Regions from separate parts of the Mus musculus genome. Here region 1 is linked to region 2. The links are chromatin loops, found by intact Hi-C in ENCODE. Cell type or tissue: gastrocnemius. All regions are shown on one strand. Each heading gives the region's core, and the rest is flanking DNA. Links, peaks and the distances in the headings are about the cores only.

Region 1 (14,866 bases), core at 4,871-7,370, 450 kb after region 2:
ACATTTAGGGCTACTCATCAACTCAAACCTCTTACCTAGGTTTAGGGATGCCCCCACTTAAAAGTGTGTGTGTGTGTGTGTGTGTGTGTGTGTGTGTGTGTGTGTGTGTGTGTGTGTGTGTATGTTTTGCCCACATGTATATCTGTGTACCACATATATACCCGGTGCCTAAGGAGGCCAGAAGAGTGTATCATATCTCCTGGAACTTGAGTTACCAACAGTTGTGAGCTACCATGTGGGTACTGCAAACTGAACTCATGTGCTCTCAAAAGGCAGCCAGTGCTCTTAACTGCTGAGCCATCTCTCTAGCCCCAACCTCCCTCTTTCTAAAGATATCTTAACCAAAGCCATGGTGACAACCCATGCCTGTAATCCCACATTTTCTGGGCTAGGGCAGGAAGGTCAAGAGTGTGAAGCCACTGTTGGCAATGTAGTATAAGACCAGCCACATCTAAGTAAGATTCCATCTCAGAACAAAATATCTATTAACTGAATTGAATTAAACAATTTATGTTTCCCAGAAAGCTTCCCCAAGTGTTTTAACGTAATCTCTTATTGGCCTGGAGCTAACCCGGCTGCCTGGAGAGCCCCAGGGATCTATCTGCCTGTGTCCATCTCCCTAGCCCTGAGATTACAGACTCACCTCTGGGGCTGGTGAGATGGCTCAGTGGGTAAGAGCACCCGACTGCTCTTCCGAAGGTCTGGAGTTCAAATCCCAGCAACCACATGGTGGCTCACAACAAACCCACCTCTGTACCTGGCTTTTTTCTTTCTTTTTTTTTTTAAGATTTATTTATTATTATATGTAAGTACACTGTAGCTGTCTTCAGACACTCCAGAAGAGGGAGTCTGATCTCGTTACGGATGGTTGTGAGCCACCATGTGGTTGCTGGGATTTGAACTCATGACCTTCAGGAAGAGCAGGCGGCGCTCTTAACCACTGAGCCATCTCTCCAGCCCAGCTTTTTTCTTTTTTTAGATTCTATACATGTAGGTGTTTTGCCTTTGTCTATATACCATGTGCATGCCAGGTGCTCAAGGTGGCCATAAGAGGGCATTGGAACTGAAGTTACAGATGGTTGTGGGTCACCATGTGAGTGCTGGGAATTGAACCTGGGTTCTCCGGAAGAGCAGTCAGTGCTATTAACCAGTGAGCTCTTGCCCGAGCCCCACAGCTGGCTTTAAATGTGTGTGTGTGTGTGTGTGTGTGTGTGTGTGTGTGTGTGTGTGTGTGTGTGTGTGTGTATGGGTTTTGGGATGGTAAGCACTTTACCAACTGAGTACCTACTTACAGTCAGTTTAACTAGTTTGTTTGCTTGCTTGCTTGCTTGCTTGCTTGCTTGAAGGCAGGTGCCCCAGGCTAGTATGAAACTTGCTATATAGGTGAGGACACTTGATCCTCCTGCCTACACCTCCCAAGTGCTAGGCTTCTTGTCTCCTGGCATGTGCTGCGATACCCAACTTTGCATGTGTTTTTGTAGAGCTGTTTTATAAACTGCCAACTTGGGAGGCAAAAGTGGATAGAAAGGTTCCAGGCTGCAGCTGGGAGACTCACCCACTGTAGGCACGTTGCCAGCTCTCCAGGAATAGGCTTTATACTGCCTTCTCTAAGGATAAGTGGGTCTGAATCAAATTAGAGGCTTTAATGCAGTGGTTCTCAGCCCCCCTGGAGGTCGCATATCAGATAACCTGCATATCAGATACATCATATTCGGGACAGTAGCAATATTACAGTTATGAGGTGACAATGAAATCATGTTATGGTTGGGGGTCACCACAACATGAGGATCTGTATTAAAGGGTCGCAGCATAAGAAAGGTTAAGAACCATTAAGGCTTAATAAGATGCTCTGAGAAAGTACAGTTACAGATAGATATACAGGGAGGGAGTGTGGAGTAGGGCAGTATATACAAGAGAACTGTCTGTATGCATTCTGTCCACTGCATTTGACAGAACATCTCAGGGGCTGGCCAGCACTGGTGAGAGGACAAAACCCATTGGTCCCATGGTTCACCATGGTTCCCATAAGGTGGCAGAGAGCTGGGTCTGCCATTACTAAGCCATTCTAGGAGCATGTAGGGCCAGAAATGGTGGGGCTACAGGTGTGGCTCAGCAGCAGAGCACTTCCTCAGGATTCTCCAGTGAGGGACCACAGGCTCAGTGGTAGAGCCCCTGCCTAGAATCCCCCAGTGAGGCTGGGGCAGGACTCAGTAGTTGAGAGTTTGTTTAGCATATTTGAGGCCCTACATTCAATTCCCAGGACTGCCAGCCTAAGATGCAATAGAAGACAGCAATGACTAAGGCTTTGTCTGAACCACTGCTAGATAGCTACAAAGAGTTGGCCAGGACACATAGGGCCAAGAAGCAGAGGCTGGTACTGGAGAAAGCAGATACCAGGAGGAAAGAGAAGCAAGTTCAAGTTCAGACCTTCTAAGACTGAGATACATGTTAAATACCAAACTGAAGGCCACTATGAGTCTGAGGTCAGCTGAGTAAGACCCTGTCTCAGAGACAGACAAATGGACAAGGGAGCTATACAACAGATAACCCCAGGCATATAGATAAGGTCTATGATAACCAGCAGTGATAAGAAAGAAAGAGTGTGTGAGACCTTTGCCCGAGTAGCACTCAGAACTTAGCCGAGAGCAACAGCAACCAGGCCTCCTGGGGAGCGGCTGGCAGAGTTGAGTACCTGGTGCTCACTGCTGATGCAAGATGCTGATGCAACTTAGCCATAGACAGGGCTTGTGAGTGGTAAGGTAGTGTACAGCAGAGTCCAGTTGGTGATCTTAAGGAGATAGGCATTGGAGAGTAGACAGGTCCCTTTAGTGGGACCAATGGGGGCGATTTGTTAAGGGCATTTAACAAGCACACTGGGGCATTTGCAGGCAAAATAACTTGGTAGGCATTCCTCAGTGTTCATGAGGCCTTGTAGATTCAAGGTAAAGGCGACCACAATGTGCATTGATTAGCTACCCCACCCCCACCCCACCCCTACCTGGCCTGCAGGAAGCTAATTTAACACAGCAGAGTCCCCTGCCATCAGAATAGCCATGACTACAGCACTATGCCTCTCTGATCCTACTGTGATAACGTTCTTGCACTTGACCAATCTGCAGCCTCCTTGTGTCTTGATTCTATTCCCCATTTTTATTTTTATTTTTATTTTGTGGCGCTAGAGATGGAGCCATGAGCCTTGTGGGTGCTAGGCAAGTCACATCCCTAACCTCTCGCTAAGGGCTTCTACACAAGTGTCCTATGGCCGAGCTACAACTCCAGCTCTCCGTCAGTGGGGAATTCCAGGTCACAGGCTCTATCACTGAGCCACACCCCCAGGCCCCCAATGGATTAGGGGTTGGGAGAAAGATTCTAAGCAAACACTGACTGCTCTAGCCGTGCTATAGCCTTGGTTAGCCCTTGTTTTATTTGAGACAGGGTCTCACTGTGTAGCCCTGGCTGGCCAGGACCTCGCAACCCTGCTACACTATGATTACAAGTGTGATATATCACACTCAACCCTTCATGCCTCTGCTTTATATCAGAGTCTGGCCTCCTTAGGTCCCAGCCTTGATAGTATTCCTCTTTCTTTACCTCTGTGAAATGTACATCCTTAGGAAGCCCTTCCAGATTCTTCCAGGAGACGAGGTTCCACAGACCCTTGTAGGGGGTAGGAAGTCAGCCTTCCCCCCCCCCAACCCACCCCCCCGACAGGCCCTCATCACACTCTACCCAGTATACTCCTTGCTTCCCAGCACCTTCTTGCTCAGGAATGCTACCCACCACTGGACACCAACTCTCTCCTGTCACTGCAGATGTGCAAAGCTCTTCTTCTACATTCTGGCTGGTCTGAGCTCCCTGTGTGAACCAAACCATACCCTTGCCAACAGCTCTCCAGCCCTCAGCTCAAGACACCACGCCCTCTCTTTATTCATGGGCTGTCCCCCTACCACTGGGCCTGAACATACTCCCTCCAAGAGTTCACACCTCACCTACCATTCTTGAGTCTTTGCCTTTCCCCGCCACACTGCCTTCAGCCACCCTAAGCCAGGGTCTCTCCAGCCTCCATGTGTAATCTCAGATCCCCAGATCCAAGGACTCCCTAGCCAATCACAGGTGCTTCACCCTTCACGAGCCATGCTGAGCTGCTGCCCACACCTTCCCCATGTGAGGGTTCCAGCTTCATATACTTCCTCTCCTGAGGTCAAACGCCCCTCCTACTGTCGCCCTGAAGTTGACCTGCCCAAGTCAGAGAGTTTGCCCAAGGTCATGAACTCCCTAGAGAGAAAGCCTAGAATTCCAGCTCAGGACCTTCCCTTCCTGACACATGGCCAAAGCACGTTGGTATACATGCCCCTGCCTCCAACCAACAAGGCAGGCTCAGCCATCATTCTCTCTAAGTAAGATCCAGCAGGGTGCTGTACAAGTTACTTTCCTCATTGCTACAACAAAATACCAGACAAAAGGAACTTAAGGGAGGAGTGTATTTGGGCTCAGAGTCTAATCCTTCATAGCAGAGGAGACATGGCGTCAGAGAGAGATGAGTGTTGGCGCTCAGCTCATTTTCTCCTTTTCATGCAGAGTGAGACACCAGGCCATGGGATGGCACTGCCCACATTCAGGGTGGGTCTTCCCTCTTCGGTCAACACGGTCTAGAAACCCCCTCACAGATACACCTGGGGGAGGTTTCCTAGATGAGTCTAGACCCTGTCAAGTTTGATGTATGTTATTCTCATCACAGGTGTCAGGCTTCTCCTCCCTGTGTGGAGTGACAGGTGGCAACACAGAGTACCCTAGACCCTGTCCCTTCGGACTCACCCCACAAGCTCCCTGCCCTGCTCTGCCAGCCTCCTGTTCAGCACGCCTGGTCCAACCACTCAGCATCCCCCAAAGCCATGTCTTCAGGGACTGCCCCCACCCCACCCCACCCCCAGACCTTCATCCCTAACCAAGAACCCGTCACTGCTGCCACACTATCAGGGAACATTTTCAGCCACAGTGGCAAGATCTCAGGCCAGCCCAACACATTGTTCACTGGCGAGCAGGCCCTGCCTCCAGCTGACCCGGGCCAGCCTAAGGCCTGAGTGTCTGCTCTTGGGGCGCTTTATATGTGGCCAGCATGTCTCTGCTCCTCACAAGGACCTGCCTTCCTCCCACTCCCAGCAACCCTCTTGACTCGCCACACCTCTTCTGTGTCCATGGGCACCTCTGGAAGTCTTGAGTCATTCCCATGCTGAAATGGCCACAGACTGGTGACAAATAAGACAAGTGGGCCAAAGTGTCTCATCCACACCCTAGGCAGCAGGGTTCCCTGGGTCCCTGGTAATCCCGTGATAATTTGCACACTTGTAGGAACCCACGGTCGCTCAGGGTGGGTAGCGGTTGTTTCAGTATAAGTTCCCTCAGCCCCATGCCCCTAGCCCAGGGCACAGGTCCTTTGGTATGGGACCAGTTGGTGGATATTCAGAAACTGAGCCAATCCCTTCCTTCCACCTGTCTGTCTTTCACTCTGTAAATGATACCCAGAGCCCTGTTGGCTTTCAGTGGCTGTCTTCTCCCTCTGTCTTGATGCTTCTGTCTATCCGCTCTCTTAAATTTGCACCATTCAGTGAGGAGGTAGATTCTACAGTGCTTCCACTGGCCTGGGTCAAAGGATTATGCACCAGGCCAGCAGGCCATGACATTGGTCCCTCTCCCGACGAGGGTCACCAACGCCTAAACTTAGTCTTGCCCTCCAGCCTGTCACCTCCTTACTTCCATCAATCCCACCTAACCTTGTAGCCCAATAGAATGACAGCCATTCAGAGTCTGAGCAGTGGGGAGCGTGTGGGAACAGGCCCAGAGTGTCCTGTAAAGCCTGTGCCATCCGTCTCTCCCCATGGGTCAGACCATCAGGGTGCAGAAGGGGGTGCTCACTGGGGTAACAGTGAGCCACCCTCAGCCCAGGGCCCAGAGCCCAGCCCGCATGCTCACACACTCCTGCTTGCCAGACGAAGCACTAAAGCTAACCAGAACTTAAACAGTTTCCTGTCAGGACAGGAGCCTTGGGACGTCTGAGAGTACACTGCCCCCTGGTGGTCATGGGCGGGACTTAGAATAAAATTTATTGTCAGGGCTTTGTTTCATTCATTTATTCACTTGTTTAATATGTATAAGTGTTTTACCTCCATGTGTATGTGCACCACATGTGTGCCTGGTGCCTGCAGAGGTCAGATAAGGGTGTCGGGTCCCCTGGAACTAGAGTTACAGATGCCACCATGTGGATGCTAGAAACTGAACCTAGGCCATCTTGCAAGGACTCTTAAAGACTTAGCCCATCTCTCCAGCACCCTCCTGTAACAGGTTTTGCAAATGAAAGACAGAAAAAGTGATGCACCTGCCAAAAAGTGGAGGTACAAAGAACACTCAGTGGAATCCCCAATTGAGGGGCTGGGGGCGTGGCTCAGTGGTAGAGCTCCTGCCTAGAATCCCCCAGGGAGGGGCTGGGGGCGTGGTTCAGTGGTAGAGCCCCTGCCTAGAATCCCCCAGTGAGGGGCTGGGGGCGTGGCTCAGTGGTAGAGCCCCTGCCTAGAATCCCCCAGTGAGGGGCTGGGGGCGTGGCTCAGCAGTACAGAGTTTTTCCAGCATGTTAAATGTTCAAGGCCTTGGGTTCTATCTGTAGCATCAAGAGGAGAGGGAGTAAAGATCAGTAGGTGCTTTCTTGCTAAAACCCTGCTCTTAGGAGAAAGAACAGGGTTACAGGTCAGGGGACATTGGGTGGCCAACCCACTATCACACTACCTTTGTCTTCACCATTGCATCTGAGGTTGATGCAGTGGAGACTACAACATGCGTGTGGGGCGTTCTCAAGTTGGGACAGCTCCCTGCCTGGCCCAATGTACCTCATCCCCTCCTTCCTCCGAGTATCCTGGGGCGCCAGGCTGTGGGGCAGTGCGGGTGTGGAGGAAGCAATCAGAGCCCTCGGGCATTCATGCTTTCAAACTTGGGTTTGTCTGCAAGGTACCTAGGATCCCTGTGTCCCTGGACTCCTCTGATGGCCGCATCTTCCTTTCACCACAGGGCGCTGTGCGGAGCTGCAGATCCACCTCACTGAGGCCACAGCCAAGGCTGTTGAGCAGAAGGAGCTGATCGCTCGCTTGGAGCAGGACCTCAGCACCATCCAGTCCATCCAACGGCCTGATGCCGAGGTGAGCCTCCCGCCTGGCCTGCTCACTGCGCACCCACTCTCACCCCCGTGTGTGTCGCGGAACCCAGAAGTACTGACTTTCCAAGTCTGCAGCCATCTCCCTGGCCTCCCCACGGGGTTTTATTGCCCCGTGCAGGCCACCTTTTTTCCAACCTCACGGCTGATGCCACATGGTTTACTCTGACTAGTAGACAGCACCGTGAGGTCGGCACTAGCTTGTGTCCAGGCACTAAAAGTTCTGGTCAGAGGCAAAGCAAGGTCACACGGGCCCAGCTGCATAGCTGATGGACCCTTGTCCTGTGAACACTGGCACCTAAAGGGGCCACTTGTCCTTTTGATTTTTGAGGCTTTTTTTTTTTAACATATGGCTATTGCCTGCATGTATGTCTGCACTATGTGCATGCAGAGTCCAGAAAAGGGCATCGGATCCCCGGGAACTAGAGTCTGGGACATTTCTGAGCTGCCCATGTGTGGATGCTGGGAATTGAGTCTGGGGCCTCTAGAAGAGCAGCCCCTTAACATCCTAGCCATCTCTTCAGCCCCTCATTTTAATTTTATTAAATTAAATGTATTCATTCATTCACTTGTTCATTTATTCATTCATTCATTCATTCATTCATTCCTATATGTGTATGAGAGAGAGACAGAGACAGAGTAACCTATCAGGGCTCTTGTGGAGGCCAGAGGACAACTGGCAGGAGTGAGTTCTCTCCTTCCACCGTGTGGTTCTAGAGACTGACTTACCTGCTGAGCCACCTCGCTGGCCTGCCACCTGTCCTATGAGGGATGAAAAACCATGCTGGAGAGGGAAGCCGGAAGACCCTAGGTCACAGTAGTAAAGCCTTACACACCAGGGCAGTGTGTGGCCAGGGGGGAAGCAGGCTGCCGGACCCCGGCCGCCAGAGCTGCAGTGGGCCCTGTGCACACGCTGTGTCTGGTCCAGGCCAGCAGACTCACGAGCTCCAGCTCCCACAGTGACACTGCCCACCCTGGAAAGTCCCCCACCGTGCTGCAAATAAGGCTTATCTTTTCCTTTTTACCCTGCAGGGAGCTTCCGAGCAAGGCCTAGAGAAGATTCCAGAACCCATCAAGGAAGCTACAGCTCTGTTCTATGGTGAGGAAGGCCTGGCCAAATAACACTCACCCAAGGAGTTAGGGGCCAAGGAAAGCCCTTGGAGCCTGTTAGGAACTCAGATTCCCAAAGTTTATGTTCTCCCTCCAAGCAAGAAGGGGCCTGTCCCAGCAATGCAGCCTCTGTCTCTATGGCTTGCCAGTGACCTCAGGAAAGGGTGCTGTGGGCTGCTCCTAGCTCCCCAGAGCCTTCAGCGTGCCCGTGTTTCTCTGGCATTCCACCCCCACCACTGTCACCATCTCCACTGCTGCATTTGGAGCTATTGTAGGACATCACAGATCTTAGATGGGGCACCCCCACCGCAGCTCACCAGACATGATGCAAGGTCCCATTTAGCTCAAGTCATGGGAAGGAAATGTTGGGACCTGGCTCTCTGTCAGTACAGATGGGGGCAGGGTACCACCATGACACCCAAGCCGTTTCCTGCGATCTCCTAGGACCCTCAATGTCATCCAGTGGGACCCTTCCAGAAGGCCAGGTGGACTCCCTGCTTTCCATCATCTCCAGCCAAAGGGAACGTTTCCGCACCCGGAACCAAGAGCTGGAAGCCGTGAGTCCCACCCTACTTCCTGTTCCCCGTAGGCTTCAAATCTGAGGACACAAATGTAGAAAGACATAGGCTTGGGGAAAACAACAGATACTGAACTGGCAATAGGATTAGATGTACTCCATGCAGTTGAGACTTCCTGGAGGAGGCTGTGCCACTTTGGGCTTTAAGAAGTATTCACGAACTCAAAGTAAAGAACACTGGGGATTTTTTTCAGGGTTGGAAGAAGGAGATATAGAACACAAGACCCAAGGGTGGGCACCAGACTGCCTGGAATACCCACAGATGCTATGAGCAGGAGTGCAGTAGAGTGTACCTGGGCCACTCAGGCACAAAGCCACCGGGTTCAACCATCCACAGAGGAAATCTGCAGCACGTTGGAAAATGGGAAAAAAGAATGGATGGGAGAGAGTATGGCTGACCCCAATAAGAAAGGATTTTATGCCAGGACTGGTGGCACAGGTCTATAATCCCATTTTCTGAAGAGGCTGAAACAGAATATCTTAAATTCAAAGCCAGCCTGGGCAATTTAGAAAGACCCTGTTTCAAGAAAAGAAAAGGCTGAAGATATAAGTCAGTGGTAGGGCTGGGATGTGCCTCAACAGAATAGCCCCTGCCTAGAATCCCCCAGGGAGGGGCTGGGGATGTGGCTCAGTGGTAGAGCCCCTGCCTAGAATCAACCAGTGAGGGGCTGGGGGCGTGGCTCAGCAGTAGAGCCCCTGCCTAGAATCCCCCAATGAGGGGGCTGGGGGCGTGGCTCAGTGGTAGAGCCCCAGCCTAGATTCCCCCAGTGAGGGGCTGGGGGCGTGGCTCAGTGGTAGAGCTCCTGCCTAGAATCCCCCAATGAGGGGCTGGGGGCGTGGCTCAGTGGTAGAGCCCCTGCCTAGAATCCCCCAGGGAGGGGCTGGGGGCGTGGCTCAGTGGTAGAGCCCCGCCTAGAATCCCCCAGGGAGGGGCTGGGGGCGTGGCTCAGTGGTAGAGCCCCTGCCTAGAATCCCCCAGGGAGGGGCTGGGGGCGTGGCTCAGTGGTAGAGCACCTGCCTAGAATCCCCCAGGGAGGGGCTGGGGGCGTGGCTCAGTGGTAGAGCACCTGCCTAGAATCCCCCAGGGAGGGGCTGGGGGCGTGGCTCAGTGGTAGAGCACCTGCCTGGCATAATATAAGGCCTTAGGTTCCATCCCCAGGACTAAAAGCAAAAAAGATGGGGTGTAGAGGAGGAGAGGTTTGGGAGGGGAGGTCATGGTTTCAGACCTTTCGATATGTTCTGGGTTAGCATGGTTGCCTTGGGCTGTGGCCAGGCAGCATATCATGGAGACGCATATGATAAAGGCAAGCTGCTTATTTTATGGCTGCCAGTAAGCAATGAAATAGGAAGGGTTGGAGTCTCCGTATTCTCTCCAGGTGCACACCTCCAATCGCATAGCTTGTTCCCATGAGGCCCCGCCTTCTCAAGGTTCTCCCCTCTCAATACCCCCCTAGACTGGAGAATAAGCCTTCAGCACACAATCTCTGAAAGGCATAAGGATCCAAAACATAAGGCTGGAGAGGTGGCTCAGAGGTTGAGAGTACTTACTGCTCTTGAGGAGGAGCCAGGTTCATTTCCCAGTTGCCTGGCAATCCACAACTGTCTGTAACTTCATCCCCAGGGGAATCTGATACCCTGTTCTGGCCTCTGTGTGAGCCATATACTCATACACATAAAATAAAAGTAAATCTTCTTAAAATGCCATTTTAAATGACCCAAACATAACAAATAGAAAATTCAAATATGAAGAAATTGACTTTCCTGCAAAAAGACTTTCTAGCTGGGGCATCTGTGAGGAGAGTCAGCACTTCAGGCCCATGAGAGGCTGGGGAGATGCTCAGCGGGTAAAGTGTTCACTGTGCAAACATGAGGACCTAAGTTCAATCCCCAGAACCCATCTCTAGCATCCACAGACACACACACACTTTTACATGCAAATATTCACACACCAAGACACAGAAAAGGCCCCAGGCAAATGAAGCCCTCACATCTCACCTTTGTCCATCTTTGCCCTGCCCCCATTCCCAGGAGAGCCGCATGGCCCAGCACACCATCCAGGCCCTGCAGAGCGAGCTGGACAGCCTGCGCGCTGACAACATCAAACTCTTTGAGAAGATCAAGTTCCTGCAGAGTTACCCTGGCAGAGTGAGTCCCCCACCCCCACCCCACACGTGCTCCTCTTCTTCCCAGAGAAACTATGGATGGCGTGTGGGGCAAGATCAGGGAGCGTTAAGCAGTAATCCACTGGGTGGTCAGCACCAGGGGGACCCCCAAAGATACACACCTCCCTTCCCACCTGTCAGCTGTCTGCTCCGTGCATAGTACCTGAAGATGGTGGAAGGCAGACATGGGAGGCTCACTAATTGGAGTCCAGCCTAGACTTCCTAATGAGACTCTGTCTAAAAAACGGATTACAATCGTTGGAGAGACACTATTTTCTGACTTCTGTGGGCACTGCACACGTGTGGCACACACACATACATGTAGGCAAACCACACATACACACAAAAACTACATTTTAGAAAAAAACAAAAAATATAAAGACCATCTATAATGCACACCCCAAAAACAATGAACAGAAAAGGCTAGAAGCCTGTTTGTTGTGGTGGCTTTTTCGAGGCCCCAGGCCTCCCAGGCAGGGTCCACCATGCACACAGAAACCCCTTCCGCAGCTCAGGGAAGGCAGAAGGTAGGAAAAGAGCTGGGGGAGATGGCTCCAGGGGTGAGATGCTTGCCATGCAAACCTGTGGACTAGAGTTCAGATCCCTGGCTCCCACGTAAATGGCAGCTAGGCGTGGCAGCCTGCCTGTAAGTCCAGAATTCCGAAGGCAGAGGGGCAAGCTTTAGCTCGGCTAGCTGTAAAGACAAGCTGTAGTTCGAGCGAGAGCTCTTGCCTCAGTGAATAAGTGGAGTATAATCGAGGAAGACTCCTGACCTCAGGGCCTCCGTGCTTGCACATGTACGCGTGCATACGTGTGCACGCGCGCATGTACACAGAGACACAGAAAAGAAAAGAAACTGAGGGAGAGAGGAAGCTGGGATGTCTGTGGCCTTAATAAGACCCATTCCCACCCAAATGAAGCAACAGCCCTCTTTAGGCCACTAGAGGGCACCCGGGTTCCGCAAACCAGAGCCTCCAGGGGCTGTTAGGAAAAGCGCCTCCTGGCTACCTCAGGCCCTTTCCGCGTAGCTAGCTCAGCGGCACTCACCTGTGGCCCTAACTTCTTGGGAGGCCGAGACAAGAGGATCACTAAAGGCCGGAAGTTCAAGGTTCCCGAAAACACACATACACAAAACTGCCCCTCCCACTGGGAACTGTGACTTGTACATTCCAGCCTTTCTAAGATTTAGCTCCCCAGTGGAACTGTGACCCGCCTCCCCACCCTCGTCCCCTTCCCCCCTACACATACCCACACACGCGCGCACACACACACACACACACACCCTGGCCCGTGCCACAACATGCTGGTCCTATTAGCACTGGCGCCCTGCCGCCCTCCCCTCCAGTTCTAATCCTGTCCTCCCTGGAGCCCAGACTCCCAAACCCCTGATGACTGACTGCGTGTACCCTCTTTCTCCATGCAGGGTATCGGCAGTGACGACACGGAGCTGCGATACTCCTCCCAATACGAGGAACGCCTGGACCCTTTCTCCTCCTTCAGCAAGAGGGTGAGTAGGAACTCTGGGGCTGAGAATGTAGCTCCGGGGTACAGTGCTGCCTAGAGTCCTCCATGAGGGTCTGTGGGCCTGACCCAGCCATAGAGCTATAAAACAATGTCCTTTGCTCCCTGTGTCCTGCCTTCTCATGCACACTCTCCCGAACTGCTGGGCCACCTCTGAACCCCTCAGGTGTAATGTAAACTGTGGGCCAGTGAACAGCAACAGTTCTTTTTTTTTTTCCCATATTTATTTATTTTTTATTAGGTATCTTCCTCATTTACATTTCCAATGCTATCCCAAAAGTCCCCCATACCCACCCACCCCCACTCCCCTACCCACCCACTCCCCCTTTTTGGCCCTGGCGTTCCCCTGTACTGGGGCATATAAAGTTTGCAAATCCAATGGGCCTCTCTTTCCAGTGATGGCCGACAAGGCCATCTTTTGATACATATGCAGCTAGAGACAAGAGCTCCGGGGTACTGGTTAGTTCATAATGTTGCACCTACAGGGTTGCAGATCTCTTTAGCTCCTTGGGTACTTTCTCTAGTTCCTCCATTGGGGGCCCTGTGATCTATCCAATAGGAACAGCAGCGGTTCTCAGCCTTCCCAGTACTGCCGCCCTTTCATACAGTTCCTCGTGTTGTGACCCCCAACCTTAAAGTTATTTTCATTGCTACTTCATGACTGCAATGTTGCTGCTGCTATGAATTGTAATGTAAATGTCTGATATGCAGAATGGTCTTAGGTGACCCCTGTGAAAGGAGTCACGACCCACCCGACCCACTGGTTGAGAACTACTGGTGAACAGGTTAACCCAGAGTACACCTATAGGGACAGGCAGATCAGCAAAGGGGTCACAACTCCCTGTGTCAGGTGACTGGGGGCAGGAACCACTCCAAGCCTCTCCTAGATTATAGAAGCTGTGCCCATGAAGGACTTTCCTACAGGCAGAAGGGGCTGCTAGATTAGGGAGCCCAGGCTCTCATATTGAGTGTGACACAGATTAGGCACCCAGGGAATCCTTGCAGCCCTCTGGTGTTGTAAAGTAACATGAAGATTCAGGCGGCTTTACACAGGTCCCCTCTCTCTGTGGGACCCTTCCTCCATGTCTCTCTGTCCTTCAGGAGCGGCAGAGGAAGTACCTGGGCCTGAGCCCCTGGGACAAGGCCACACTTGGCATGGTGAGTCCATACCCTTGTATCCACCTGTGGTGGATGTTCGTCTTTGTTCTTCATCCCCTCTGAAGAAGCTCTGAGATCATGCAACCCTCTTCTGGGCCCTTCTGGGACAGCTCCTTGGATAGCCTCGTTGACTGTAGTTTCAGAAACTGGCCTGCAGGAGGCACCATTTGCCAGAAACTGTACCGGGTGCTGGGTGTCGGTCGCTCTGCAGATGCAGTGTTTGCTGAGCACACAGGACTTGAGTTTGAGTCACCATGATACCTGCCTGGTGCCATGACAAGCTCCTGAAACCAGCATTAGCGGGGTGGGGGGATTGGAGTGGTGGGACTCAGAGAAATGTGAGGTTTGCTGGCTGCCGAGTTTAGCCAAATCTGGGCTCCAGGTTCTCAAAGGGACAGTCTTTAAAAACAATTTTAAAAAAGTGGATCCAGGCACAGTGGGCCGCATGGCAGAGGCAAGAGGGTCTCTGTGTGATCAAAGGCACACATTGGGAGTTCCAGGCCAGCCAGACTAAAGAGCCTGTTTCAATAAAATAAATAAAAGTGGCAGGTGATTAAAGAAGACACCTGACACCTGACACCGACTTCTGGCTTCCACGGATGTGTGTGTACATGCATGCACCCAAAGAACTCACCTTTGCCGTCTGAGTATCCCCATTTGTCCCGGGGGAAAGTAGCCCCCCACCCACCCCCCACCCCCGCCTGCATACCTCTTCAGAAAGGAGCACAGAGCAACCCTGCCCTACATCCCCTTTGTTTGCCTTCAGGGCCGTCTGATTCTCTCCAACAAGATGGCCCGCACCATCAGCTTCTTTTACACCTTGTTCCTGCACTGCCTGGTCTTTCTGGTGAGTGTGCACACATTGGCCACCGTGTCTCCAAGCCTTTCTGGGTGGCAGAGTGCTGCTACAGTGTAGAGGGTTTCCTGAGCCCTCTACCCCTAACCCCCCGTGCCATGTCCTCAGCGCTGGCTCACTTCTGTCTCCTCCCCAAGGCTGAGGACTTCAATGCATTCTAGAGAGAAGAAACACCCCAATATCAGGCCCCCAGGCTGGAACACAGCCAAGCTATTCTGGAGAGGAGGCCAGGGACCCAGGCCTGCGAGGGCTTTGTGGGAAGATGATTAAGGAACTAGGCATAC
Region 2 (14,866 bases), core at 6,482-8,981:
CCCCAGCCTTTGATTCCTTTCTTCTCCGGGGATTCTCAGAAGACTGGGCTCTAAGCCTGGCCCGCCTTCCGAGGCCTAATGAGCGCCACCGTGCTGCACCTGGCGCCCGCGGAGGCCACTTCTGAGGCTGTGCCTTCAACCCAGCCCGAGGTCTCCCAGGACGGCGGAGGGCAGCGCCCGAGGTGGGCAGTCGTGGGTGGGCCCTGGCCCTGGCTGCCTTTTCCGCTGCCTTAGGTCCGCTGCCTGGGACCACAGGCCTGGTAGGGTTGTGCTATTTTGGGTGGCTCCCTGCCCAGGGCTCTCGGGATGGATGAGAGGGCTGAATGGGGGCGCCCTCCACCTCCCGCAGATACATCCTCCCACAGGCAGCTTGAGGCCTTGCCCACCTCTTGCTTCGGTGTCACAGATAGGAGCTAGGTTGGTGACCCGGGTCCTACACATGCCCTTGGCCTGGCATCAACAAGGTCTTCTTTACCTGCGGGGTACGAGCAGCCTCTCCTCTGCCTCCTTTCCCAAGGACATAGCCGGATGCTACCCACGTGAACCTATAGTGCACCAGCGTTTAGGCAAAACCATCAACCCTGAGCTGTTCCCCGGGTATCCCTGAGCTAGCTCCCCAGGGAGTGGGTTCCATCTCCAGTTCGCCCAGCACCAGGTGGCCCAGGAGGGGTGTCCACAGCAGCTGGCGACCATGGCAGTCTGGATAAACGAAGAGGGAATCACAGGGTTAATTAGAAGAAACACCAGGAGGGCTGGTGTGCACAGTGATTGCCACACACTGGTGGGGACACTAGCTTGGTCCCTAAGACTGACAGAAGAAAAACTTGAGCATACACCCTTGCTACCCACCCCTGAGGGACTGGAGACAGGAGGATTCCCAGGAGGTTAACTGGCCAGCCAGTCTAGCTCAGCCAGTAAGCTGCAGGTCTCAGTATCAGCTCAGACCCCCAAAACATGGTGGAACAGGGAAGGGGCAGCATTTGCAGAAGTGGAAGTAAGAACTGGCCCCCTAAGTTGTCCTCTGACCTCAAGGGGTGTGCGCATGCACACACACACACACACACACACACACACACACACACACACGACCCTCAAGAGCATAACCAGGAAGCTATTGTGCTGGGACCCAGAACCACATCGCCAGCCTCCCTCTGCCTTATGATACCCTTACCGCTTAGAGGGAGGGGCCTAAAATCAACCATTCTTTAAATAAATAAATAAATAAACAAACAAATAAATAAATAGCTCTGTCTTTTTGTTACAAACCCCTAATGGCACAGCTCAGACTCAGCTGAACTTAGACTGTGGCTCTGTTAACTCTGGCTCTACATTCTGGATTCTGCATTTTTGCTTCCCCCAGGTAGAGGCCCAAGGGGAAAGGCAAGCCAAGAGATCAGAGGAAAGGGCCATAACTTTTGTCTCAACCTTACTCCTGTCTTGAACCTGTGCCTTCCAAACGCATAACTTTCACCAACCTCTAAATTTTGATTTAGGGGTATGTGTGTGTGAATGTGTGTATGTGTGTATGAGTGTGTATATCTGTGTGTGTGTGAGTGTGTATGAGTGTGTATATCTGTGTGTGTGTGTATGAGTGTGTATATCTGTGTGTGTGTGTCTGTGTGTGTATGTGTATATGTCTATGTGTGTGAATGTGTATCTGTGTGTCTCTGTATGTATATATGTGTGTGAGTGTGTTTGTGTGTCTGTATGTTTATGTGTGTGTTTGTGTGTGTGTCTGTGTCTATGGGTATCTCACAGACAAGAACATGGGAGAGTCCAGAATGCCAAGTGCTGGCTTCCCATCCACTCTGCCCCAAGACTCAGGCCAAGCATTCAGAACTGACAATGGCTGCTGTTATGGTTGGTTATCTTGGCCAGAGCTCAGAGAGGAAGCATTTGCGCCATAAGGAAAATTTGAAGTGCAGAGAAGCATCGAGTTCTGCTTGTGTTTGCATTCAAGCTTCCGGCTTGTAGTCTGTGCACAGTGCACGGTATGATTCCCACCTACCTGAGTCTGGAGCCTTAACTCTTCTTTACAAAAAAAAAAAAAAAGGCTGGGCATAGCAGCTCACACCTCTAATCCCAGCACTTACAGAGGCAGAGGCAGGAGGATCTCTGAATTTGAGGCCAGCCTGGTCTGCAAAGCAAGTTCCAAGACAGTGAGACCCTGTCTTGAAAAAAAAGAAAGTGTTTATTTATTTTTAGTGTGTGTGTGTGTGTGTGTGTGTGTGTGTTATATACCACATGTATGCAGACCCAGGGAGGCCAGAAGAGGAATCTGGACACACACATACACACACACACATACACACACATACACACACACACACATACACACACATGCACACACACACATGCACACACACATACACACACATACACACACATACACACACACATGCACACACACATGCACACACACATACACACACATGCACACACACATACACATACACACACATACACACACATACATACACACATATACACACACATACACACACATACACACACACATATACACACACATACACACACATACACACACATACACACACATGCACACACACACATACACACACATACATACACACATATACACACACATACACACACATACACACACATACACACACACATACACACACATACACACACACACACACACACACACACACCTGCAGCTAGAGTTACAGGTGATTGTGAGTCACTAGACGGAGCTTCTGGGAACTTAACTCGAGTCTCCTACAGGAGAAGCAGCCCTTCCTCACCACATGCTGCATCTCTCCAGCCCTGATATAAAGAGAGAGATGTGTCTCCCGTATGCCACGCTGGTTCTGAACTCCCCGGCTCTGCATTCCTGACTCTCTCACCTCCACCTCATCAGTGCTGATGGAATCCAGGCATCCCTGCCTGCTAAGCAAACCCCCCACCAACTGAGCAGCATCCTTAGCCAAGGACTTTTTTTTTTTTTAAGGATTCATTTACTTAAAAAAAAAAATGAGTCATAGGAGTCTTCCAAACAGTTGCCATCTTGTTGGCTTTTGTATAAGTCATCAGGCTTAAATGGCCAGAAATAAACCAAGTGTGAGGACACAGGCCTGTAACTCCCAGAACTCAGTAGGCTTAGGCAGGAGGAATGTGAGTTCAAGGCCAGCCTGGGATACATCTTGCGATTCTGCCTTCCTCTCCACCTCTACACCTCAGATCTCCCCAACTTCTGCAGAGGAGTGTACTGGCTATTGCCCCGGGGCTCCTCTTCTTGCCCCACTCCCTCTTTACCTGACCAATAACTTATTCACCTTACACTGGCCTTCTATGCCTCTGAGTCTCCAGGGCAGATGTCAGTGCCCAGCAGCAGACAAGCAGATCCAGTGCCTTGCAGGAGTTGGCAACCCAGCTCCCCAGGTGCCCACTGTAGCTCACAGCTTGGATCTCTACAATGTGGCATCCACTCCACAGACCTGCCAGCTAAGACTGCTGCTGCAGAAACATCAGCTGTGACTCGTGAACATGTTTGGCGCCCATCCTGAGTCACTCCAGGACCCACCTGGCCCCTGGCAGGGATCCAGCACTGACGATAATGGCTTTAGGGAGAACAAGAGGCCCATTCATGCATGGCACATGGATAGGGAGAGCCACTTTAAGGTCCATGATGTCATGGAAACCAGACAAGTGGCCCCTAGAAGCCTTTGATGACCCAGTATTGAGGACATAGTTACAAGTCTCGGGTTCCTGGGCTTGGCTGACATTCTGTTCTCTGAACAAATACTTGGGTGCTTATGGGGCAGTATGGGTACACCCAACCTGTTCCCTTTGGGGGGGGGCGCAGAGGTAATCAGTCAGTTCTGGCAAAACTCACTGGTGAGGGGCTGGCAAGATGGCTTTGCAGGTAAATGTGCTTTCTGCCAAACTGGATACTCTAAGTTTGATCCCTGGGGACACACACGGTGGAAGGCTAGATCTGACTTGTCCTTTGATCTCCACAGACATACCATGACATATGTGTGGGCATACAGACACATATGAGGTGGATAAACAATAAATGTAAAAATAAAACAAAATAACAACAACAGCAACAACAACAACAACAACAAACTTCATGGTGGCATTAGATTCCACCCCAGAATGTGTCCACTGAGAGCTAATGTCAGAGGAACTTTGCTTCTAGACTAATGTGTACCTGCATTTTGTCCCTTAATGGCTGCCAGCACCCCTGAGACCTAAAGAGAACAGCTAGAATCTACCAAAACTCCTTAGTCCAGAAACTGCTGGAGGCTATCAGGAACCCATACTGACCCATAAGAGAGGGCACCTAAGGAGCTGAGGAGATGGCTTAGTCAGTAAGGCGCTTGTTTTACAAGCATGAAGACACAGGTTCACTCCCCAGAACTCACATTAAAAAGCAAAAACAAAAACAACCTCCCCCCAAAAAACTGGATGTGGTGTTGCGTGTGTAGAATCCCAGTACTAAAGAAGTAGAGATAGGGGCAGGGTCCCTGTAGCCCACTGGCCACCCAGCCTACCTTAATCAATGAGCCCTAGGTCCTAGCATGAGACCCTGTCTCAAACAAGTAAGATCAGCAGTGCCTATGAAATGATACCCAAGGTTGACCTCTGGCCTCCACAGTCATGTGTACACATATGCAGGCACAGTGCACACACATCACATGCTCTCCACAAGAACATATCTCTCTCTCTCTCTCTCTCTCTCTCTCTCTCTCTCTCTCTCTCTCTCACACACACACACACACACACACACACAAGGAACCCAGACAGCCAAGCGACCAATTCCCTCTGCCCTCTTGGGATGGCTCCACAGCTCCACCCTTGAGGAAAGGCTAGCAACCTCTAGTGTTTCCAGTCCTTACAGGGCAAGGGCTGGCATCTCTCTGTGCATATCAGTGGCCTCTGTCACCACCTTTGCAGACTGGAGTATAAGCTCCTATCTGTCCCCTCTGGGGAGTCAATGCCCTCATATACACTCCTGGGGCCTTGAAGACTCCTAACCCCGTTCACATGACCATTCAGCACTGACTGGAGGCCCCAGATCCTGTCTTCTGATTCTGGGAGCCTCGCTTAATCCTTCTCCCACTCCTACCTCTTGAGCAGCTGCAGCAATGACAGGCTGGCTACTGGCTCCCTGACAGCCTTGCTCACCAGTACCTAGGCTGGTTTCCTTCTCTTCCAGCTATAAGCAGTTCTCTATCTCCTCTACCCTTGGGACTCTGCATATAAGAGTCACATCTCTGTCCCGAAAAAAAAAAAAAAAAAAAAAAAGCCACACCATGGGCTACTGACAGATGCAGTCTTTGCTTTCTGAACATATGTCACTCTCAGACAGCCTCTTGCTGCTTCCTGTCCACCAATTATACTTTCTGATGCGTCTTTTTGTCCACTCTGATGTCAACTGCTCTGCATCACTACACCTTTCCCACCGTGACCACACCAGCAAGAAGGCAGCAGGACAGCACCCTGTGAGCAGGAAGACAAGCTGAAGGCCTCGCACAGCAGGGTGCCTCGGGCAAGCCTTAGTTGGAACACGGAATCCCTTCCACAGGCCGAGAGCTAAAGCCTACATCCCCAGGTGGTGGTGCTACTTGGTGGGGGGGGGGGGGGGGGAAGCATTGGAGGAGGCGGGGCTTATACTGGAGGAAGTAGGCCACTGGAAGTGGATCCTTAGAGGTATTTTGTTCCCGGAACCCTTTTAAGGCTCCAGTAAGAAGAAGCTGCTGAGCTGGGGAAGGTGGGGTGGCGCGGACATGACTTCCAAGAGAGGTGGAATATCACCAAGCTGAATCAGGCTAGACTCCAGGATGCAGACTCCCCCACTGCTTGGGGGTGGGGTGCGGATGAGAATTGTCCCGAGCTCCTGGTTCCCATTGTATGTCCTCTACCTTCCCACCCACAGTAGCGTGAGAAGCAGGACAGGGCTTAGACAGTAGAAGCGGCCGAAAGGACCCTGACAATTCACTTGCCACACAGGAAGCCAGCCATCACAGAGAGAAGAGCTGTTCAGGACCCTGAGCTCCACTAGGGACAGATCTGGATCCAAACAGGTTACTTCCTCCCATGTCCATTGTGCAGGTTAGTTTTAATTATCAGCTTGTCACGTCCCAGAGTCACCTGGGAAGAGCGTCTCAGCGAGGAACTGTCTCATTCGGATGGACCTGTGGGCATGTTTGTGGGAGATTATCTTGACAGTGTTAATTGATGTGGGAAGACCCAGCTTAAAAGCGGACAGCACCATTTGAGGCCTGGACTGAGAGTAGAGAAAGCGAAAGCGGGCTGAGCACTACGCGCATGCGCATTCATCCCCCCACCCCATTCCCCCACACCCCAGCCCCACCCCCCGCTCCTGACTGTGGATGTGATGTGACCAGCTGTCTCCGGTGTTCCTGCCCCTGTGATGTCCCCATAGGATGGATTGTAACTCTGGGACCATGAACTGACATAAACTCTTCTAAGTTGCTCTTGTCAGATCTTTTTATTATCACAGCAATAGATGAAACTGAGAAGTGGGGTGGTGATGGTGCACACCTTTAATCCCAGCACCGGGGAGGGCAGAGGCAGGGGGATCTCTAAATTCAAGGCTAGCTTGGTCTATGGATTAATTCCAGTACGGCCAGGGCTACACACACACACACACAAATCCTGTCTCAGAAAAGAGAAAGAGAAGGTGCGCATGCATGCAAGTGAACCTTTGTCATGGGAAGCAGCCGGGGCTCGAAGCTGGAGGCTAAATCAAGACATGTGTCATGATTCTTGGAAGCCCCGGAGGCAAAGATGCTGAAGGCAGATGGATTTGTGGGAAAGTGTGCATCCAGCGGGCTTTGGCAATCCGGTGCCTTCTATCCACGTATCACTGCAGCCTCCATCCATCCCCTGGGTATCCTCAGTGTCCTTATCGCCTGAAGTTAGAGATGTAATTACAGGGCTGTGATGCGGTCTTGTGTGCACACAGTAGAAAGCTTAAAGACCACGCTATAAGTTTGCAAGCTATTTTTAAATGCATGTTTGTGTATGTGCATGTATGTGAGGGTGCATGCATGATCATGTAGAGGCCAGAAGAAACCTCAAGACTTCCTCAAGGATATTGTCACACCTCTCTCTCTCTCTCTCTCTCTCTCTCTCTCTCTCTCTCTCTCTCTCTCTCTGAGATAGAGTCTCCCATTGACCCGGTACTTGCCAATCAGGCTAGGCTGTCTGGCCATCAAGGCCCAAGAGTTAACCTGTCTCCACCTTAAGCACAGATTCAGTACCTGGCTTTTTACATGGGTTTTAGGAATGGGACTCAGGTCCACATACTTTCGAGGCAAGCTTTACTGACTGAGCCCAGCCCACGAGTTTTTTTTTTTCCAGGAAACTTAAAGAGGTTAAGGTCTGTGGTTCAGCAGTAACTGAGGCAGCCACAACTCTCATTCAGACTTGTTTGCCTCAAAATTATACTTTAAAACCCTGTGCTATGAGTGGCTGTGTTGACTCTAGAAGCCTGGGAGAAACAGAAGCCAGGCAAGGTGGCTCAAAAACCAGTAGATGGCGCTGTGGAGCCACAAAAGCGGTCTTTGTGCGTTCCATTCACCGAGGCCAACTGGAGTTTCTAACCCGGGCGGCCGGCAGCAAGTACCAGCTGAGGGTGCACATGGTGGGTGGTGGGTGGGACGCTCATCCATCTCTCTGGGGGGCGATATGAGGGCCCAAACAGGTAGTCAGTGACCTAGAGTAGACATGGCCTAAGAGGTTGTACTGGGGTTTCCTGACCCTATATACGCCCACTAAGATCCCCGACCTGTAACCCCATGAGACAGTCTCCTCAGTCCCCAGCCAAACAAGACACAGTAACTCTCTGAAGTTTGATGGGAGCCAGACTTAGCTTGTCCCCACCCTTGTGGGTGGACATTCCAATGAAGTTGAAGGCACAAGCTTTGAAGCTAAATTCTGGATTACCATAGCTCCACATGGCCTGTTTCTCCCACCCCTGCGCCCACCAGCCACTCCCATCCAGTGTCTCCATGGCACCAAGAAGTCTGGGTCCCAGTGCCCCACCCTCTCCAAACATAGACATTAGCACCCAGCACTCGGATAACAGGTCTTGAGTAAGGATGAGGTGTTGGGGCGGGCAGCAGCTGGGACTGGAGCTGGCTTCCGAGCCTTGTCCCAGAGCCACTGTCTGTGCCCTTTTGTCCTTGACTGCTGTGGAATCCATGATTGTAGTTGGATCATGGGAAGGCCAGGAGGGCGCTGAGGGTCGGAGTGTCAGAGCTACCCAGCCACCAATAGAACCCTGTCTTCTGAGGCAACTGAGCCAGGCTAATAGGCTACACAAGTTGAAGATATAAAAAGAAAGGTATGCCTCGACCCTGTCACGCCACTCTCAGGACACTGGAACCAGTCTCTTCATTCCCCAATCACATCCACACCCACACCCCACCCATACAACCAGCATGGGGTCAGCATAAGAGACCCCACAACAAACTAGGAGCAAGTATGAAGCACGGACGGTGGGCGTGGCTTCAAAAAACTTCACGGGATAGGCCCGTGTCATGTGCAAAATGCTTGACTCCATGGCCCTGAACGGGTATTTAATTCACCAGTAAGTTTATTTTACAGGATCAACTCCAAGCTTATGTTGATACCAGATCATAAACTACACATGCCCCGGAGTCTGTCTTTCTGTCTGTAAGCAGCCACAATTCCCTGGCTCCAACCAGACACTGTGGGGTTCAGGATCGAACCTCACTATTGAAAGAAAGTGGGCTCAGGAAGCTGGAAAGAGTACGTACTTCCCTTCTGAAGGACCCAAGTTTAGTTCTCAGCATCCATACCAGACAGAGCCCTCTTGTGGCCTCTCTGGGTACTGCACTCATGTGCACAGACACAGCCCCTCAAACATGCATTCATTTACATAAAAATAAATTAAAAAAAAAAAGAAATTTAGTGTCAAGACTAAAATGCTGATTCAGTGGGGAGTATGACAGTTCTGGAACCAGTGTTCCAGAAAATTCTAAAATGTCCTCTTTTAACAGTCTCTCCAGGACCTCTTCTCTAGAACTCACAAGCAAAATCTCAGTGATTCCTATTCCACTTTCGTGATTTTTTATTTTAATTAATTTACTTTACATCTCGACCACAGTTTCCCCTCCCCCCTCTCCGTCCAGTCCTCCCTGCCTTGCCTCCACTCCTCCTCCCTTTCTCCTCAGACAAGGGGAGGCCTCCCATGGATACCAACCAACCTCAGCATCTCACGTTGCACTAAGGCTAGGTGCATCTTCTCCTATTGAGGTGAGGTGAGCAGCCCAGTAGCAGGAAAGGGTGTGAAGGGAAATGACAGAGCCAGAGACAGCCCCTGCTCTCACTGTTAGCAGCCCACATGAAGACCAAGCTGCCCAACTGTAACATATGTGCAGAGGACCTAGGTCTGTCATGTTTGTCATTCTATTTTTTATTCTCACTAAGTATACATCCCATCTTTTTTACTAATATCAACGTGTGGATATCCATTTGTTTTCATTTATTTCTTTTTGGAGTGGCAGTGAGCAAAGCCACGGTCCTCACACATGTTCTACGACTGAGATGTGCTCCTAGCCGTACATTTATTTAGTTTTGAGATAGGTCTTCAAGGTGCAGCCCAGGCAGAGCAAAAATAAGGAGAGGGAGACAGTGGTAGAATTCCTGAGTGCCCCAGCAAGGGCTGAGCGGGGCTCACTGATAAACTGCTTTGCCTAGAATCCCCCAGTAAGGGGCTGGGTGTAGCTCAATGTAGACCACTGCCCTAGAACCCCCAAGTAAGTGACTGGGGGCGTGGCTTAATGACAGAGCCCTTACTTACATGTAGCGAGATACAGTCAGCTCCAAAGTTGCTATGGAGTCTCCATAATGGGGGTGCCTCCTGTCAGGCGAGGTCTGTCCCTCTTCTATCACGTTGTCCCACCGTCCTCAGAGGCCCCACCCTCTTGTGGTCAGCAGAAGCTCCCACAGAGATTGCCGCTTGCTCAGACAGCTTCAAACCCCTGGGGTTCATCCTGGAAGGGCCTTCAAAGGCCTTGGCCATTCTTGATTGGGCGCCAAGACAGAATCTGCTCTTGGAGACAATTTAGCCAGCCACATGGGTGGAAAGAATGTCCCTGCTCTCTTAACAGCGACCCCCTCTTGATTTATATGTGGGGCCACTGTCCGAAGGCCCCCGGCGGATGGATCTTGAGTGGAAAATGAGAGGCCGAGAGCCAGGCGTCTGGCTGGGCTAATTATCCTCAATGAGATACAGCTGGTTGGGGGAGCAGGCTGAGGCCCAGGGCAGGGCCAATTCCTTGCCCCAGATCTCTGGGGACCCAAAGGCCTGTTTGGGCTTGCAGCCCATCGCCTCCCAGGTCTGATTAGGGTTCATCAGGCATTCTAGGTGATCCAGTTTGGCCAGTTTTATAAGAAAAAAACAGAAAAGTGGCTTCAGTCTCAGATTCGCTGCTATCCTGAGCCATGATAGTCCCTAAGACGCCAAGATACACTTGAGTTCTTTCTTCATTCTTCTTATGGGACGACTGAAGAGTAGACTGGCCAGGTAGGCTTGGTGAAGCCCAAGGGAGGACTCTGGAACTGAATGCAGTACCAGGTTTGGCCACATGGGGCACATAACTCTGTAGTGGCCTCCATAGGGCCTGGCTGCAGCCCAGCTGCAGGCTGATTCTCTGGATATCCTAGGGTTGAATAGACTCTACCATATACCAAGCCTACATTTGGGGTCTAGGGGCATTGTAGTGATCAAAACTCCACTTGAATCCCAACCTTTTGGACTTAAAATTCCCCAACAGAAGTACCTGGTGGCTCAGTTAGCTGTCTCAGTAGGGAGAAGGTGTTTGTTGTCCATGAGCCTGACAACTTTATCCTAAGGAAGGACAAAAACAACTTCCATATGTGAAACAACTTCCTGACATCCACATGAGCATGCAAACAGGTGTGTGGACATCACACACACACACACACACACACACACACACACACACACACGAGTAATAATACACATTTTTAAGTATCTGATTTTCTGAAAGGGCTTTGACCTATTGCAGTTGTCAGGGCTGAGCTGAGCTGCAACCACATAGCCAGGCTGGAGTAATAGAGTGGAAGAAAGTTCCAAACAGAAGAACTAGCAAAGCAAAGGCCCTGTGTCCAGCGCGAGTGGCACAGACAGTAGAAGTACAGCAAGGTCTTAATCTGGTTTTAGTTGTTTTGCAGCACTGAGGATTGAACCCAGGGCTTTATGTAGACTAGGTGGGTGCTCTTCCACTGAGCCACGCCCCCAGCCCCTCCCTGGGGGATTCTAGGCAGAGGCTCTACCACTGAGCCACGCCCCCAGCCCCTCACTAGGGGATTCTAGGCAGGGGCTCTACCACTGAGCCACACCCCCAGCCCCTCACTAGGGGATTCTAGGCAGGGGCTCTACCACTGAGCCACGCCCCCAGCCCCTCACTAGGGGATTCTAGGCAGGGGCTCTACCACTGAGCCACACCCCCAGCCCCTCACTAGGGGATTCTAGGCAGGGGCTCTACCACTGAGCCACGCCCCTAGCCCCTCACTGGGGGATTCTAGGCAGGGGCTCTACCACTGAGCCACGCCCCCAGCCCCTCCCTGGGGGATTCTAGGCAGGGGCTCTACCACTGAGCCACGCCCCCAGTCCCTCCCTGGGGGATTCTAGGCAGGGGCTCTACCACTGAGCCACGCCCCCAGCCCCTCACTGGGGGATTCTAGGCAGGGGCTCTACCACTGAGCCACGCCCCTAGCCCCTCACTGGAGGATTCTAGGCAGGGGCTCTACCACTGAGCCATGCCCCCAGCCCCTCTCTGGGGTATTCTAGGCAGGGCCTCTCTACCTCTAAGCCACAGCTACACACAAGTTTTAACTGTTCAACTTGAGAGGGGGAGTCTTGTAAGTTCCTCTTGAATTCCATGCAGCTTGAACTGGTTTTATTGATCACCATTGTACTCTGGCTCAGAGAGCAGGGACAGGGAAGATTGAGGATCGAGGAAGTGAATGCCCCTCCCACACACACTTCCTCTTTAACCTGCCGGATCCCCTTTTGACCTCTGCACTGGTTGCCCATGTCCCTAGTGAGCTAGGGCCCCTGCAGTATGGCAGGCCAAGCTGTCAGACAGTCTCAAGTAAGGGGGTGTCAGAGATTGCCTGAGGCTCCCACTCCCTGTAGCCCTGGCTCTGTCTCCTCCTGTGGGACACAAACAGGTTTGACAAGTTTTCGGTGTAGACAGGGCTCCACTCATGACTTCCAGGAAAGTGAGTCTTAGAAAGCAAGGGGCAGCCAGGGCTGTGGTAGAGGAAGGATTCTTCTAGCAGCCTCAGCCTCTTCTCTAGTGGACCACTCAGTTGTCTCCCAGGCCAAGAGCTGCAGGCTGATGGGAGAACCTCTCTTGCCCCCTCTCCTGAGAGAATGGCAAAGGATTCCTATTTCCTAAGTCTGTCTGTCTGACTGTTTATCTGCCTTGCCCTCTCCCCTCCCCACCTCCCGTTGCTTTCCTTATTGGAGATAGGATCCTACAGGCCAGGCTGACCTCAAACTTGCAATCTTCTTGCACTGAACACTCGGAATGTATGAGACAAAATAAATCCTTCCTCTCTGAAGTTGTTCTCAGCCATCTTGTTACGGGGCGGGGGGGGGGGAAGGGGAGCCAGTTTAGTGGCTTAGGAAATAAAGGGGCTCTCTACCTGCTGCCAAGATGAGACCTTTATTTCATCCCCAGGACCCCGATGGTGGAAGGAGAGAAGCAACTCCCCTATATGTCCCTTAACATCTACGCATTCACACCCCCATACAATAAAGTAACTCATATTTTCCATTACTCCCTTGCAGACTTAAGTATAACACACACAGAGGAGATGAGACCTTTGTCGAGGTCTATGTGCCTCCAGAATCTTCCTCTGTCCTCGCTCTGATCTTTTGGTGTCTTCAGTGGTGTCTTTTGGTGAGCAGACGTTTTTAATCACAATGAGGTCCCCTTTAGCCCCATGTAGACCATCTTTGATGCCATGCGTGCAAGTAGAGAGCTCTCTGCCTACATTTTAATGTCCCTGAACCCATCTCCCCTCCTCCCTAACTTCGCTTCTGCCCGGCTCCTTCTGCCAAGTTTCTCCCTCTCGGTCCCACCCTCCATCCCACTCACACCCTGTCCCAGCTTTGGTCCATCTGAGACTCTTTCTCCCCACAGTCCTCACGACCTGCACATGAACAACCCTGTCTCATCCAGGAGACTCAAAGACGCTAGGTGCTCAATAAAACCCCCCCGCCAATGAAGTCAACGCCCTGTGGTCCAGATGAGGGGCATTACAAATGTCCATTACTTTTAAATATCAGCTCATCAGGAACAGCTGAGCAGAGCAAGGGAACCAAGAGTTTTGGAAAAACTAGCGTGGAAGGGAATGTTTCACCATCTTCCCAACCAGAGTGCTAACCACGCAAACATCACTCAGACGCACATCTCTGTGTTATTTATTCCCACTTCAGCTCCGGACTCCGGGGGTGATGGAGACTGTTTCCCTACCTATGATAGCCCTGTACTGCCCCCTGCCCACCCAACCCCATCTTGGCTGACTCCAGGTATGGAGGAGACACATCTAGTCCTTCTCCTCGCCGTGTGTGATGACGTAGCACAGATTCCTGTAGTCTAAGTTGCCACAGACATCTGGCGGGAAAGCTGCAAACATCTGCTTGACCTGGGAAAGGGAGTTGAGGGTTACATAGGGACTGTTGAAGAAAGGAGAAGTCAGAACAATGGATGTTATGGGAATGTCTACCCCCCCAAAAAGATCACACTCACCTCCTCCTCACTGAACCGGTCAGCCTGCGTCATAAGCTTTTCCTTAATGCTGTTGGTAGAAAGAAGCCATCATGTCTTGTGGAAAAGCTGCCTGGTGGCCACCCGGACATGAAGTTTCTAGAGGAGCTCTAGCCCAGATGATCCCAGTCTAGGGCTGGTTCTCCCAGCCCCAAGGCATCTCTTTGACCCCTAACTGCTTCTCTTGCAACCTCTACCCTCCTAGCAACAACCGGGAGGAGATGAAACAAACTTGAGACTCTGATGTGACTTGGAGACTTCTCGGATTTCCATGGTGTGCTAACAACTAATCTTAGATTCTTGGGAGGAGTTCTTTGTCATTGTCAGAGAGAGTGGAACCCGGGGCCTAGACCATGTAAGGCAAATGCTCTACTGCCCCTCACTGGGCAGGTGCTCTACCATTGAGCCACGCCCCCAGCCCCTCACTGGGGGATTCTAGGCAGGGGCTCTACCATTGAGGCACGCCCCCAGCCCCTCACTGGGGGATTCTAGGCAGAGGCTCTATCATTGAGCCACGCCCCCAGCCCCTCACTGGGGGATTCTAGGCAGAGGCTCTACCATTGAGCCACGCCCCCAGCCCCTCCCTGGGGGATTCTAGGCAGGGGCTCTACCCTCAAGTTGTATCCAGAGTCCTCACTACTTTCTGTTTTGAAACATCTCTCACTAAGTTTCCCAGGTTTGCCTCAAACTTACTTAGTAGCTGAGGTTGGTCTTGAATCTCCTGCCCCAGCTTCTATAGTAGCTGGAATGACCTGCCTGCCCGCCTGCCCGCCTGCCCTATCCCTGTCTTTTCCTTGATGCCTCTTCCAGCTTGTGGTTTTGGCTATTTGTGTTTGGCCTCCAGCATTTCCCAAACTACATCATACTGTTCAAGGCCAAAAGCATCATGGGAAGATGTGGTCCAGCCTTCTCATGGAAGACCTGGGACATTCGTGCAAGAATCCCCTTTATTTGTGAGAAACCGAGACTTTGGGGGGGGGTGGGCTTATGACTTCCCTGCCATCCCAAAGAGGGGCGTGACAGGGCTGGGC

What was found. Hi-C counts contacts between places; a loop is a spot of excess contacts. Peaks named below come from ENCODE experiments on the same cell type or tissue, not always from the same donor. Only the 100,000 strongest peaks of a DNase experiment are listed, where the experiment ranks them.
Region 1: a loop joins it to region 2, with 6 times the contacts of the local background. A loop is called at or near these places in 19 of 42 quality-filtered maps.

What each region holds. Positions count from the first base shown.
Region 1 is chr5:136,250,231-136,265,096 of GRCm38, reverse strand. Gm30408 (a long non-coding RNA gene) reads right to left here. Exons shown (of 4, transcript XR_868600.2): 4 at 13,236-14,245. It also overlaps a transcript of Cux1 not described here. Among named protein-coding and RNA genes, the nearest start is that of Gm30408, 12 kb to the right of the region's middle. In gastrocnemius, for the core only: a CTCF peak has its summit at 6,077 (motif pointing left); a DNase peak (open chromatin) is centred at 6,021.
Region 2 is chr5:136,699,702-136,714,567 of GRCm38, reverse strand. It overlaps Myl10 (myosin, light chain 10, regulatory), which reads right to left. Exons shown (of 6, transcript NM_001303021.1): 5 at 13,818-13,866; 6 at 13,474-13,713. The coding sequence ends at 13,615. Among named protein-coding and RNA genes, the nearest start is that of Myl10, 13 kb to the right of the region's middle. In gastrocnemius, for the core only: a CTCF peak has its summit at 8,847 (motif pointing left); DNase peaks (open chromatin) are centred at 7,552 and 8,826.